2 separate regions of the Homo sapiens genome follow, and region 2 is linked to region 1. Evidence: read pairs that join two places in POLR2A ChIA-PET (ENCODE). Cell type or tissue: MCF 10A. All regions are shown on one strand. Links, peaks and the distances in the headings refer to the core of each region. The heading gives the core; the rest is flanking DNA.

Region 1 (4,354 bases), core at 1-4,000:
CAAAGCATTGTACAAAGCCCAGAAGTTTGGAGCCCAATATGCATGACAGAGGCCCCTCTTGAAAGGAAAGAGTCGGGAAAAGACTTGAGGCAGCTGATTCTGTTGAAAAGAGAAATGAAACTGATTAAACAGTCATCAATCTTTTTCAAATTCAAAAAGAGAACTAGGGAACTCTCTATGGTATAGTGTGTAGAAAGTTATGGGGTCTGGGTTCTAGTAAGTAAGTGGTTATATGCTCACCACAATGTAAGTTCACAGAACCTTCTTTTGGTCTCACTTTGTCCACTGTCCAGTGGGACAATATACATAAAAATACTCTGAATACCCGTCCATACTATTATAATAACAGAAGAATTTACAAGCTACAAAGCAGAACACAGACTGCAGCTTATCCATGTCTACTAGGGTGAAGGGGAGAGCTGGGAAACTACAAAAGATGTGACGCGTTTCAGTTTTAGTAAGAATTAAAATTAATTAGTTGATTTCAGGGCAGGGAAGAAGAGGAAGAAAGAAAACATCTGAACATCTGTTAAATTCTATGCACTTTAGAATGTCTGCTGTCCATGTAAGACTGCAAAATTATTGATTTTGTTACAAATACATTTTATCAAGTAAGTAAACTTACAAGTACAGAATACACAAATAATGAAGATCAATTCTGTGTTTGTGTATGTGTAATGTACAGTTAAACATATACATGTATATATATATACATATTTGAATGTGCACAAAAATGTCTGAAAGAATACTACCTTATCGGGCCAAGAGCGGTGGCTCATGCCTTTAATCCCAGCACGTTGGGAGGCTGAGGCAGGTGGATCACCTGAGGTCAGAAGTTCGAGTCCAGCCTGACCAACATGTTGAAACCCTGTCTCTACTAAAAATACAAAAATTAGCCAGGCATGGTGGCATGTGCCTGTAATCCCACCTACTCAGGAGGCTGAGACAGGAGAATCGCTTGAATCCAGGAGGTGGAGGTTGCAGTGAGCCGAGATCACGCCACTGCATTCCAGCCTGGGCGACACAGTGAGACTCCATCTTAAACAAAAACAAAAAAAAAAAAGGAATACTGCCCTATCTTTGGGGAGTCACGTTGGGTAAGGAGTAAGAAAAAAGTAGCTTTTACTTATTTTACATATTCCTGGCTTTATTAGGTTTTCTAAACACCAACAAAGAACATGTATTAATTGAAAAAAAAAAAAAAAAAGGCTTACCAAGGCCAGGAAAGGACCCAATGAAAGAGCAGAAACTAAGAAAACAACCAGTCCCAGGGAAATAACACGAACAAAGCTGAAACTCTTCCATCGAATAGACCCATCTACAGAAAAGGAACATTATCAGTAACCAGGAAGATGGAAAGGAACATTAACCATAACCTATATCATGTGCTAAAACTAGAAGTATCCCACAATAGTATACCAATCTATTCATGATGTGGCAAGAGCAGAGAAAAGCGAGAATGGGTAAAGGGCTTACAGGATTAGCAGCTGAGATATCTGCTGTGCTTCATAAAACCTTCTTATCAAGCAAGCCACCAAGTCAACACAGTAAGGGAAAAATCGAAAATGTTTTTGCTATTATTACCAAAACTTGCCTGGTTTATTTGCAGTGAAACAGTAGGATCGCAGCAGATATACACCATAAGCTGGTGCTACATAGAGGTAGATATGCTTGAAATGTAGGAGAACAGCAAAGAGAAATGCTCCTTCCATATGCCTTTTCTAGGAGATTTAAAAGGGAAATATCACTTTAAAATTCAGGGTAAATGAAATGCAATAATGTGGTATTCTAGATTGAATCCTGGAACAGAACAAGGACATTAAAGGAAAAACGGGTGAAATTCAAATGCATCAATATTGCTTTCTTAGTCTTGATGAATGTACCATGGTTATGTAAGGTGGTAATGGGGGAAAATGGGTGAGGGATATATAGGAACTCTCTGTACTATTTCTACAACTTTTCTGGAAAGCTAAAATTATCCTACAAAAAGGTTATTTAAAAAACTAAAATTAGGCTAAGTGTGGTGACTCACACCTGCAATCCCAGCACTTTGGTAAGCCGACGTGGAAGGATTGCTTGACCCCAGGAGTTCAAGACCAGCCTGGACAAAATAGGGAGGCCCTGTCTCTACAAAAAAATAAAAAATAAAAAAAATTAGCTAGGCGTGATGGCTTGCACCTGTAGCACCAGCTACTCTGGAGGCTGAGGTGAGAGAATCTGCTTTAGCCCAGGAGGTGGAGGCTGCAATGAGCCATGATGACGACACTGCACTCCAACTTGGGTGACAGAGTGAGACCCTGTCTCCAAAATGAATAAATAAATAACAAAAATAAACAATACCTACTTTTTTAAATTTTTATTTTATTTTATTTTATTTGAGATGGAGTCTCCCTCTGTCTTACCCAGGCTGAAGTGCAGTGGCACAATCCTGACTCACTGCAGCCTCCGCCTCCTCGGTTCAAGCAATTCTCCTGTCTCAGCCTCCCGAGTAGCTGGGACTACAGGCGTGTGCCAACACACCCGGCTAATTTTTGTATTTTTTAGTAGAGACAGGGTTTCACCATGTTGGCCAGGCTGGTCTCAAACTCCTGACCTCAGGTGATCCACCTGCCTCGGCCTCCCAAAGTGCTGGGATTACAGGCGTGAACCGCCATGCTTGGCCCAAGGTAAATATTCTATAACCAGTATAAGGAAAACATAGGCAAGTGATTCCAGCTAGCTTTTTTTTTGAGACGGAGTTTTGTTCTTGTTGCCCAGGCTGGAGTGCAATGGCACGGTCTCGTTTACTGCAACCTCCACTTTCCGGGTTCAAGTAATTCTCCTGCCTCAGCCTCCCAAGTAGCTGGGATTACAAGTGCCCACCACCACGCCTGGCTAATTTTTTTGTATTTTTAGTAGAGATGGGGTTTCACCATGTTGGCCAGGCTGGTCTCAAACTCCTGGCCTCAACTGATCCACCTGTCTCAGCCTCCCAAAGTGCTGGGATTACAGGCATGAGCCACTGCGACCAGCCCAGCTAGCTTTTATACTGAGTCTAATGTGTTCATAAATTCACTATTCCAACAAAGATTTATCACATACTAAGCCTTATGCTGAGATCATATCCTACATGTCATCAGTAATAACATACTGCAAACTCTCCTTTAGGAATTAGAGCCCAGAGAATTAAATTACCTTCACCCCTCACAGTTTCAGAATAGCTGGAGTTGATTTCCAAAGAAGGGCTGGGAATGAGAACATGAACAAATATATAGGATGCTATGCTACCAAAAAAATCAATTGAATTTTATATTGTAGATTAGGTAACTTATATAGCACTATCAGGCTGAAGGCACCAGTCACTGCACTTGATACAAACACTACTTAGGAAAACTAAAGGTATTCTGATGTAAAAAGAACAAACAAAGGCCAGGCGTGGTGGCTCATGCCTATAATCCCAGCACTTTGGGAGACCGAGGCGGGTGGATCACTTGAGGTCAGGAGTTTGAGACCAGCCTGGCCAACATAGTGAAACCCTGTCTCTACTAAAAATACAAAAAATTAGCCAGGCATGGTGGTGGGTGCCTGTAATCCCAGCTACTTGGGAGGCTGAGACACGAGAATCACGTGAGGTGGAGGTTGCAGTGAGGTGGAGGTTGCAGTGAGCTGAGATCGCGCCACTGCACTCCAGCCTGGGTGACAATGCAAGATGCTATCTCCAAAACAAACAAACAAACAAACAAAACAAAACCAGCTTACTATAACTAAGAAGTTATAGTAAGAATTTGGCTGGGTGGGGTGGCTGACACCTGTAATCCCAGCACTTTGAGAGGCTGAAGTGGGTGGATCACGAAGTCAGGAGATCCAGACCATCTTGGCTAACATGGCGAAACCCCGTCTCTAGTAAAAATACAAAAAATTAGCCGGGAGTGGTGGTGTGCACCTGTGGTCCCAGCTAACTGGAGGCTGAGGCAGGAGGACTGTTTGAGCCCAGGAGGTTGAGGTTACAGTGTGCTGTGACTCCACCACTGCATTCTCCAGCCTGGGTGACACAGCATGACGTTGTCTTCAAAAAAAAAGAAAGTCTGAAATCTATCCACCTCACAGGAATTTCGGAAGGATTAAATGAGATAACAGTCCTGATGTTCTGCAGGGGAAACTGCCACAGGGACCATGAAAGGCCAGTTTCCTTCTCTCATCAGGTGCGGTCTAGAATTGGTAGCTTTAGGAGTAATAACAAAAAAGAGTGGGAATGCTTCTAGGTCTCTCTTCAATTTTATAACTTATTTAAGATCTGGGTAAGGTCTAGCTGATTCCATAGTCAAATTTTATTTGTTCAATAAGCATCCAACAAATATTCATTGAACACCAGTTA
Region 2 (4,390 bases), core at 119-4,118, 63 kb before region 1:
AGCATGCGCAGTGTGTTTCCTGGAGTTGTGCACTGCTCACTCAAGGCATTCTTCCCTTACCAGTCAAACGTCCCTAGGAGGTCATTTACCAGTTAAACTCCACCATTTTGCCTCTTAGTATGCATGTGGGGGCCTACTTGCCCAGTTCCTGAGATCTTATTACCAGTTTCAGGTTTTTCTTATCTACTGGGAGACTGCCGGTCCCTGATGCCAGATGCAACCAATTATTATTTTAGCGTAACAGCTTAACAACCACTTGACCCTCACCTGATGGTCACCTGACTTTCCTGGTTGAGAGGTGGGGCCTCTCCTGCCCTGCTCATGTCTGACCAGCTATCTACTGTAACAGTCACGGAAGGTGTTTGAGTGAGGGATGGATGGGGGGTTCTTCTTGTACTGCAGAAGGATTGGTTGTGAAGGGAGGCATCATGGAGATGCCAGAATGGGAGCCCGTCACTGTGAACCTGGCTGGAAAGGGGAAAAGGGGAAGACACCCCCAAAGGATGGCAGCAGGTGGATTCAGAGCTGGAACCTCAGAAGGCCGGGAAGAATGGCGTTCACTGGCTGAGTTTTGTGGATGAACTCGTGGATCTTGACGCATGTCTCCTCCTTCTCTAGCAAAGCCCCCTCGCAGCACCTGTGCAGAGCGGGGAGTGGGTCCTCAAACACTTCCTGGACTCTGGCCTGGGTCCCAGACTGGGGGCCAGCACTGTAGGCAGACCAAGAGCTGGCCCGAGGGAGGGAGACTCCGGAGCTCCTCTGACAGGGCCTGGCCGTGGCAGAAGGAGGTAGCTGAGCTTGCTGGAGTCCAGGGGTTGGCAATGGCAGCCTCCCTGCTGAGCGCCCTCTGTGGCCAGCACTTCCTTGGGGAAAACTCAGCAAAAATCTATTGGTTGAGAAAATGGAGGCAGGAGAGAAGCACACCACGGGTAGACAGACCCCACAGTCTTCATTCATTCATCCTTTCAGTCAGCAAACTAAGGACACTTTCCTAAGCTCCTTGGGTATAGTAGTCAAAATGAAGAGTCAAGGCTTGGTTCTTAGGCTGAGCACAGTGGCTCACTCCTGTAATCCTAGCACTTTGGGAGGCCGAGGCGGGAGGATTGCTTGAGATCAAGAGTTCAAGACCAACCCAGACAGCATAGCGAGACCCCTGTCTCTAAAAAAAAATAAAAATAAGACCTGGTTCTTGCCCTCCAGGGGCTCCCAGATAGGAAAGAGAGAGAGAGACATGTTTTGGTATGAGTCTAGTCGCAGAATTTTGGAGTCCAAAGCCTTATAGTACATGATACCTGTGGATTGAGGGCTGGAGCCCCAGAAGGCCAGGAAGAATGGGAAGGCCGGGAAGAAGTCCTCCCAGGGGAAGGAACAAAGCATGACTGGAAATATAAGTTGGAGTCTCAGTTTCCTCATTGGTGAATTGTAGGGGTTGGGTTGCTGGATTACTGTGGAGCCTTGGAGTTCTGACAACTCAGACATTTGAGATTGGCTGATGAGGGGGTGCTTTGTTGACATCGCCCCTCTCTCTACCTCTCAGCAAACCTAGAAGGCCTTAGGCTGGCCCCCAGGGCTAGTTGCATCAGCTAGAGGAAGGGCTGTGTTTTCCCAGAACTGGGGGAGGGGTGTGACAGGGGGGAAGTTGGGGGTGGGGCTGGACGGGAAGACCTGCCCCTGCTCCTGGTCCACTCTGGTCAGCCCTTCATAAGGTGCCTTTGTAACAGTAGAGTTCGCAGCAGATTCTCCGAACAGCAGAGATATTCCAGAGTAAGCAGGAAAGGTCTGGGCCTCTTAGCATGACTTAAGGACTCCAGAGAAGGGGCCCCACCACTCCCTCAAATAAATAGCTTTCCTTAGCTGGTTGTTTGGCTCATCATGCCTCAAAACCCTCCATTCAGAGGAACTGTGTTTTTTCAGCTTGGAAGATCCTGCACTTTCCAGATAGGAGACTGAGGCCTACAAAGGCAGACTGACTTGCTTAAGATCATGTCCAAGTTAGTTCTGTCCTTTTATTTTTTATTTATTTTTTTGAGACAAGGTTTCACTCTGTCATCCAGGCTGGAATGCAGTGGCAAAATCATGACTCACTGAAGCCTCAACCTCCTGGGCTCAAGCAATCCTCCCACCTCAGGTTCCTGGGTAGCTGAGACTACAGGCGAGTGCCACCATGCCAGGCTAATTTTTATTTTATTATTATTATTATTATTTGAGACAAGTCTTGCTCTGTCGCCCAGGCTGGAGTGCAGTAGTGCAATCTCAGCTCACTGCAGCCTCCACCTCCCGGGCTCAAGCAATTCTCCTACTTCAGCCTCCCAAGTAGCTGGGACTACAGGCATGCACCTCCACCCTCAGTTAATTTTTGTATTTTTTGTAGAGACAGGGTTTCACCATGTTGCGCAGGCTCGTCTTGAACTCCTGGACTCAAGTGATCCACCTGCCTCAGCCTCTCAAAGTGTTGGGATTACAGGCATAAGCCACTGCGCCTGGCTCAAATTTTTTTTTTGTAGAGGCAAAGTCTCACTATGTTGCCCAGGCTGGTCTCAAACTCCTGGGCTCAAGCAATCCTCCTGCCTTGGCCTCCCAAAGTGCTGAGATTACAGGCGTGAGCCACTGTGCCGGCCAGTTTTTTTTTGTTTTGTTTTGTTTTGTTTTTTGAGATGGAGTCTCACTCTGTTGCCCAGGCTGGAATTCAGTGGTGCGATCTCAACTCACTGCAACCTCTGCCTCCCTGGTTCAAGCAATTCTCTTGCCTCAGCCTCCCAAGTAACTGGGATTACAGGTGCGTGCCACCATGCCAGGCTAATTTTTGGATTTTTAGTAGAGACGGGGTTTCACCATGTTGGCCAGGCTGGTCTTGAACTCCTGGCCTCAAGTGATCTGCCCGCCTCAGCCTCTCAAAGTGTTGGGATTACAGGCGTGAGCCACTGTGCTGGCCAGTTGTATCTTTAAGGAGAATATTTTGTGATCAGTAGCACTTGCTCTTCCCTCTACCTGGATAGCAGATCTTCCAAAAGCTGAGAACATTCAGGTCTTAGCACAGCTGTTTCTTCTTCCTGGGCATAATAACCATGTTTGGAATTGGGCATCTTCAGAGGATCTTGTTGAAATGCAGTTCCAATTCAGTAGGTCCTGGCTGGGGCCTGAGAATCTGCATTCATGATGAGCTCTGGGGTAACTTGATGGATGGGGCTGGTCTGCAGATAACAGTGAGTAGTAAGGTTTGTTACCTTCTTTTCTTCTTCTTCTTCTTTTTTTTTTTTTTTTGAGATGGAGTCTTGCTCTGTCGCCCAGGCTGGAGTGCAGTGGTGCAATCTCAGCTCATTGTAACCTCTACCGGGTTCAAGTGATTCCCCTGCCTCAGCCTCCCGAGTAGCTGGGATTCCAGGCGCCCACCACGATGCACAGCTAATTTTTTTTGTGTGTGTATTTTTAGTAGAGATGGGGTTTCACCATGTTGACCGGGCTGGTCTCGAACTCCTGACCTCAAGTGATCCACCTGTGCTGGGTGTGAGCCACTGCACCTGGCCTCGTTACCTTATTTTCTTCCTAGTACAAGTCACAATGTGATGTTAACCATATTGATCTGTGCATTGTTGGTCATTGCTCTCTTCCAACTAGTTATAAGCTGCCCTGAGTGCAGGGACCATGCCTACCTCATGTCCTGTTATATCCCCAGGCCCAGCAGAGTGTTGGCACATAGTGGGCTCCCAATACAAGAACTCCCCTGAGGGACAAAGCAGAGGGTTGAAGCACACAACAGGGGTTGAGTGCCTGGGGACAGGAGTGGGGCAGATCATGAAAATAAGGCTCCTGTTTTTCTTCTCTTTTTTTTTTTTTGAGATGGAGTTTCGCTCTTGTTGCCAAGGCTGGAGTGTAATGGCACGATCTCGGCTCACTGCAACCTCGGCCTCCCAGGTTCAGGCGATTCTTCTGCCTCAGCCTCCCGAGTAGCTGGGATTACAGGCATGCGCCACCACGCCCAGCTAATTTTGTATTTTTAGTAGAGACGGGGTTTCTCCATGTTGGTCGCGAACTCCCGACCTCAGGTGATCTGCCCGCCTCGGCCTCCTAAAGTGCTGGGATGACAGGCGTAAGCCACCGCATCCAGCTTGTTCTTTTTTTTCTTAAGAGACAAAGTCTCACACTGTCGCCCAGGCTGAGTGCAGTGGCGTGATCATAGCTCACAGCAGTCTCAACCTCCCAGACTCAAGTGATCCTCCCGCTCCAGCCTCCCAAACAGGTGGGACTACAGGCATGTGCACCACACCTGGCAAATTGTGTTTATTTTTTGTAGAAAGGAGGTCTTGCCTATATTGCCCAAGCTGGTCTCAAACTCCTGGGCTGAAGCAGTGCTCCTGCCTCAGTCTCCCAAAGTACTTGGATTATAGGCGTG

Evidence for each region. Peaks named below come from ENCODE experiments on the same cell type or tissue, not always from the same donor. Only the 100,000 strongest peaks of a DNase experiment are listed, where the experiment ranks them.
Region 2: POLR2A ChIA-PET joins it to region 1 with 5 read pairs; 5 of 35 experiments call an interaction of 5 or more read pairs at or near these places.

Annotation. Positions count from the first base shown.
Region 1 is chr11:78,112,672-78,117,025 of GRCh38, forward strand. ALG8 (ALG8 alpha-1,3-glucosyltransferase) reads right to left here. Exons shown (of 13, transcript NM_024079.5): 6 at 1,595-1,721; 7 at 1,215-1,318; 8 at 1-99. Among named protein-coding and RNA genes, the nearest start is that of ALG8, 25 kb to the right of the region's middle. In MCF 10A, for the core only: no CTCF peak of the experiment used is centred there; no DNase peak of the experiment used is centred there.
Region 2 is chr11:78,049,677-78,054,066 of GRCh38, forward strand. The region is part of intron 1 of NDUFC2-KCTD14 (NDUFC2-KCTD14 readthrough); the gene reads right to left. Among named protein-coding and RNA genes, the nearest start is that of THRSP, 12 kb to the right of the region's middle. In MCF 10A, for the core only: no CTCF peak of the experiment used is centred there; a DNase peak (open chromatin) is centred at 2,065.